Regions from separate parts of the Mus musculus genome. Here region 1 is linked to region 2. A link is a loop called in an ENCODE intact Hi-C map of the cell type or tissue named here. Cell type or tissue: left cerebral cortex. All regions are shown on one strand. Each heading gives the region's core, and the rest is flanking DNA. Links, peaks and the distances in the headings are about the cores only. Region 1 overlaps Son (Son DNA binding protein). Region 2 overlaps Paxbp1 (PAX3 and PAX7 binding protein 1).

Region 1 (2,919 bases), core at 249-2,748, 620 kb after region 2:
AGATGGAGAAACCCTGTTACAAGTCAGATCATTGTGTGTTGCATATATTTCATTTCAACACATGGTTTTGCAAATAAGCAGAATTCTCACTTAGTAATTTTTATGGAGGGCCTCTTTTTCTTTTCTTTCCATTTGTCTGCCTGCCTTCCTGCTTTTCTTTCTTTCTGAGACAGGGCCTTAGTCTATAGTTCATGTTGGCCTGGAACTTAACTGTGTAGCCAGCCCAAAGTGGTTATTTTCGTTCCTCCGATCCCTGATGGCAGGGATTTCAGACTGAGCCGTCATGCTTGACTTTAGCTAGCACGTCTTAAGGCGGCGTCTAAGATTGTTAAATGGCTTGGTAGGTATTGATTCAGACATTTTGTATCTGGGGAGTTAGTTAACTGAATGAATGATGCAGCCTTTTCAATGAAGTGATAATCTGTTGTCTATAAAAATAAATGTTTTTTTCTTATTAAAACTGCTGGGTAATTTATCTTGTTTCCAATAGATAGGACAGTCTTGGTTTGTAAAGAAAGTGAAGCTAGTAGAATTTGTATTCAGTTTAGCAAGAGTTTTCTCTTTTTTCTCTTTTTTTCAGAACAGAGAAACAGTAGTTAATTCTTACTGATTTTTAAGTTCGTGAAGGAAGTTGGTAGGATGCCTTCCTTTTACCAAAGGACAATACTTAGAAGAGTAAACTATGGTAATTGCCTTAGTAATAGTGTAGGGGGCACATTTGCACAATGGAGAGGAATGTTAATTCTTACTCAGTGAAAGGCTTGTTGAAAGAGATGACACTTGGGGCTTAACAAGGGATTAAGTTGTTTTCAGATTGTAATGAGGTTTGTCCAAGATAGTCAGACTAGCTTTTATAGCCCATTTTGGAGTTGAGGTTGACCTTAAACTTGTTATACTTCTGCTTCCACCTCCCAAGTGCTAGGGATAATAGCTTTCCAAGAGCATTTTATAGAATGCTGAGGCTTGAACCCAGGGCTGGGTCTGTACATGTTTGGTACGCATTCTTCAACTGAACTGCATACCTAGTATGAAATGGTCATGCTAATTTTAGGAAATACACTGCTTTTGGAAGACTTGTGCCTTATAATTTGTGGTTAGTTGATCATCATAGATTCACAGTAAGCTATTGTGTATATTTGAATTGGAAACATAGTGTTAATTGTTGAAAAGGACCCATCCACCTGAATACTGCTGCCTTTGATTTTACTGTATGTCATACTGTTGACAGAACTAAAAACAAATGTTTGTAGCTTTTAGGAAAACTGCTTCCTGTGTTTTTCCTCTTACAGATAAGGCTCAATTACTTGAAATAGCCAAAGCTAATGCAGCTGCCATGTGTGCTAAGGCTGGTGTTCCTTTACCACCAAACCTAAAGCCTGCACCTCCACCTACAATAGAAGAGAAAGTTGCTAAAAAGTCTGGAGGAGCTACCATAGAAGAACTAACTGAGGTAAGCTAGACAGGATTTGTTTCCATTCTTAAATGGATTTTTCCATGGATGTTGACTCTGGAGCGTGCCAAAACCTGAATTGTGGGCTGAACTGATAATGGCTGGCACCGAGTGCCCAAAACCCGAAATACAGATGTGGCAGCGGCAGAAGCTCTGTTTAGCAGGCCATTATCCGGGATGGCTAAGCTCCGCTAGCTAAAAAGTTACTTCCCATTACTTTTGCTTTCCAGTTTTAGAAGCCAAACTGACTGAGGAGTGGAACGGTTCGTGTGAATGGAGGAGGTGTTGAGTGAGCAACACGCAGAAGCTCGCCTACAGTTTCGTTTCCATTCACGACGTGTTCACTGATCGCCAAGAGTGTACTGCATATACGCAAAGACACAGACAATCTTCAGAAATGATCTTTTGCCACCGGAGCTTGGAAATTAATGAGAATAGCTGGCCATTGCCTGAAAGGAACTTCTTTCGCATCAACATTTCGGGTTTTGGCTGTTTGGTACCAGCCATTGGCGATAATGGCCGGCCATTATCAGTTCTTCCTGCGGTTCGGGTTTTGGCAGTAACATATTTTAAATATACTTATTTTTGTTTTTAAAAATTTGATCTTTTGAAATTGAGGCTTTTGGGGGAAGCTTTGTTTTACTTTAATATTTTTTTGTGTGTGTGAGGGAAGACGCTGAAATATTGCTGCTAGGATCCAGAAATAACACAGTTTCATATGCTGAAACTTGTTATTGGCTGGCCTTATGCCAGCCTGCCACTGTCAACATACTCTGTTCCATTGGTTACATGCTTGATAGATACACTCTTGTGTTTTTGGCTAATTGAGCTTTTTAATTCTATTGTAATATTTTCAATTGATAATAGATGTGATAAATTCTGCTTGTATAGACAGGTCTACTAAAATTTACTCTTAACCTTTTTATAAATGGAATCTGTCCTTTGCTTCTGAGAAAGGAATTGACTTTCTGTGTTGGACTGCATCAATTGTGCCCTCTCCATCATGCCTTATTTTCCATTCTTAAGTTACAGTCCTGAAATAAATTTAAAAAAAACATTTATGGAGAGAGATGTTACTATTTACCCTGCCACAAATGTTTAAAATCTTTTATCACACATTTGGGGGTTATAAAGTTTAATTTGTTTCTTCACTTAGACTCATTATAGTATAAATTATAACTTCAAAAAGACCTAGCAAAAAGCCTCTATTGCTTACTTACCAAATGCAAGCTCTTTCTCTAAAGCTCTGTGAACGCTTAGCGTTTGCTGCTGTTTGCCTCATCTTCAGCGTTCTTGTCCCTCTGACAAGTCTCTCCCAACTTCTCCCCACCACCTGACCAAGATGACTTCCCTTTCCTTCCTATTTCTTGTTCTTTACTGTGGGAATTTTGCTTAGAACTCTTGAAGGAATATTCTTTGATCCTTAAACCCTGCCTGAATATTCTCTTAAGCCTTTGTTCTTTTAGCAC
Region 2 (2,919 bases), core at 154-2,653:
ATTCTTAAAGTATTTTCTAAGTAATAAGAAACTTTGGAAAACTAAACTTTTGGTCCTTGTATTTTCTACATTTGCAAATATAGAAACAACATGCCTTACAAAGACGTCCTCATTACAAGCATCACTCTGTTGCAATGCCCTAAGGGCCAGGATCCAGGCCATCATCCTGTAAGCACTCACCTGGGCGGAGCACGTTCAGGGAAGACAGAGCATTGGAGAAGGCGCCCCCGGCCTTGGGCTTCTCCTCCTCCTTCTCGCTCTCCATGTCCATTTCATCCTCACCGTGCTCGCTGATGACAACTCCATCTTCTGGGTTTGTGTCCTTAGCATGACACGTTTTGTCCAGAGGCTGGTCACCTGCAGTTTTGAAAAGATCAATTAAAATATACTTAAAGTAGAAAGTCACAAACTATCAAGGCACTGCTTATTAAATCTTGAACTCAGTCCACTAAAACTGACTTCATTTCTAGTACTTAAAAACCTCAACCATGAATATGAAATAGCACAGAAGATAGGACTAGGTAAGGGTAATACAGAGAAAACAGGGATAAAATGACATTTTGGTTAACTTTGTAAAAAATTTAGTAAATGTATCAAAATCTCACTAGGTAATCCTGTGCAGGTGTGCAGGACTGCATGTGGATGTGTGCACATGTGTGCAGGTGTGCAGGACTGCATGTGGATGTGTGCACATGTGTACAGGTGTGCAGGACTGCATGTGGATGTGTGCACATGTGTGCAGGTGTGCAGGACTTCATGTGGATGTGTGCACATGTGTGTAGGTGTGCACATGTGTACAGGTGTGCAGGACTGCATGTGGATGTGTGCACATGTGTGCAGGTGTGCAGGACTGCATGTGGATGTGTGCACATGTGTGCAGCTCCCCTGGAGCTGAAGTTACAGGCTGTTTTAAGTCACCCATGCAAGTGCTAGAAACTGAACTCAGATCCTCTCTAAGAATAGAAAGTGCTCTCAACTGGTGAGCCACCTCTGCATTGCTGCTCACACGCTTTTAACTCATCTACTTTACACCTGCCCTGGACTAAACACTACACCCATTTATGACAGTCTTCTGTTGAGAGCTAAATATTTGGTGGTTGAATGACTGTACCAATACGACTTTTCATCTATCATCAGGATGAAGAGACCCCAACAATTGCATCTACACTGTATGAGCCTGACCCTGTCACAACTCAACATTTAAGTATGTACCACAAAGCACAACAAACCTGATAGATCTGTGAGCCCAGAGTGAGACAGAGACACATTATAGATTATAGAACACTAGGACTATTGACTGGGAGGAAGCCCTGGAATGGCCACATTCTAACATGTAGACAGAGTTCTCAATATCAGTTCCAGTCTGAGTTGAAGGCTGACTTAAGAATACATTCCCACTATGAGTGTGTATCTTTGTAATAAACTGTTCTAGGTCTGTAACACTTCCAATTAACTTAATCTCTGCTATTACTTGCTTTGACCTTGACCCACTGACCTTGATAATGCTTTTCCTGGGTGCAATGAGTACAACTTAAAGAGAAGAGCAAAACTTCCTTCTAAAAGGAAAGACCATCTGTTTCCTCAGTGGATCACCGTCCCACGCTGTTAGCGTGTCCTCCTCCTCAGGCAGTGCCCTTCCTACACATAGCAGTCCTGGGCTAGGAAATCTCAGACCATCCTCTTTCTGATTTGTCAGGCTGTTGTTCTTTAAAGTGCAGCCTTACCTTGCTAGTTACCAACTTCCCTGTTAAGTGCATGTGAAGCCTAAGGCTTTACAAATTAGTTTAGTCCCATGACTAGGTAAAGCACCTTTTTATTTTATGTTATTTTTTAGTATAGAATAGAGTTTATTCAGGGCATGGGGAGGGGAGTTAAGAGAGTTGCAGAGGCAGAAAGAAGGGGGGGGGAGAAGGAGTGAACTAGAGAGGCCATGAGCCATGAGCGTGTGGAGAGAGAGGGGAAGGGAAGCGGGGGGAGAGAAGCGGGGAGGGAAGAGCAAGGCAGCAAGAAAAGAGCAAGAGCTGTTTTTTTTTAAAGTACCTTTTTATTTGAAAGATTATTTTCATATTTATTTTTTATATGTTTGATGATCACATGGTCCCACAGCATACGTGTAGAAGTCAAATGACAACCTTCAGGAATCAATTCTCTCCTTCGGGTGGTGGATTTCTGGGAGCTGAACTAAGGTAGTCAGGCTTGGCAACTTTTTAATTACTGAACCAACTTGCCAGCCCCACTCTACCTATTCCCTCCTCCAAGTCCGGTGGCCTCTCAGACTGAAAACAGATCTAATGCACTCAAAGGGTGAATGAGCCTATAGATATTTTAAAGCTCGTGGGTCACTACTTGCAGTTTATTACTGTGGTAAAATAAAATAAACTTGAACTATAGCATATGAAGATGGCTCAACAGATAGAAGTGTCTTGCAAGCCTGCTGGCCTGAGTTTCATGCCCACTACCCATCTAGTGGAAGGCAGGAAGCGCCTCCTGCAGGCTGTCCTCTGACCTCCCCTTACAGCACGCGTGCACGCAGACATAAACACACACACACACACACACACACTCTCTCTCTCTCTCTCTCTCTCTCTCTCTCTCTCTCTTTTCTGAGTGTCTACTTAGTGTTAAACACACCCATACACTGTGTGACCATCAGCCACTCACTCCCATTGCTCCTCACATACATCCTTTCATAAGCGGTAAATCTATACCTGGTAGGCAGTAGCAGTTTGTGCATTTGTTGACAATCAGTTGCTTAGGTGTGATGTCCCCAGATCTAGTCAATGACAGGCAGGCTGTCAGACTTTCCTTCCCAAGCTTCACTAGGGCACTGCGTGTGCACACACGTCCTATCCAGCTGCTCACCTGTGTGCTAGCTGCAGGGAGTGCTGGGAAGATGAGCACACAAATCCCTCTTCAAGA

The links. Peaks named below come from ENCODE experiments on the same cell type or tissue, not always from the same donor. Only the 100,000 strongest peaks of a DNase experiment are listed, where the experiment ranks them.
Region 1: it touches region 2 in a loop (3-fold over the local background); 6 of 42 quality-filtered maps call a loop at or near these places.

The regions. Positions count from the first base shown.
Region 1 is chr16:91,660,812-91,663,730 of GRCm38, forward strand. It overlaps Son (Son DNA binding protein), which reads left to right. Exons shown (of 12, transcript NM_178880.4): 4 at 1,290-1,450. Among named protein-coding and RNA genes, the nearest start is that of Gm36712, 11 kb to the left of the region's middle. In left cerebral cortex, for the core only: no CTCF peak of the experiment used is centred there; a DNase peak (open chromatin) is centred at 1,728.
Region 2 is chr16:91,037,062-91,039,980 of GRCm38, forward strand. It overlaps Paxbp1 (PAX3 and PAX7 binding protein 1), which reads right to left. Exons shown (of 18, transcript NM_026110.2): 3 at 181-357. Among named protein-coding and RNA genes, the nearest start is that of Paxbp1, 5.9 kb to the right of the region's middle. In left cerebral cortex, for the core only: no CTCF peak of the experiment used is centred there; a DNase peak (open chromatin) is centred at 1,568.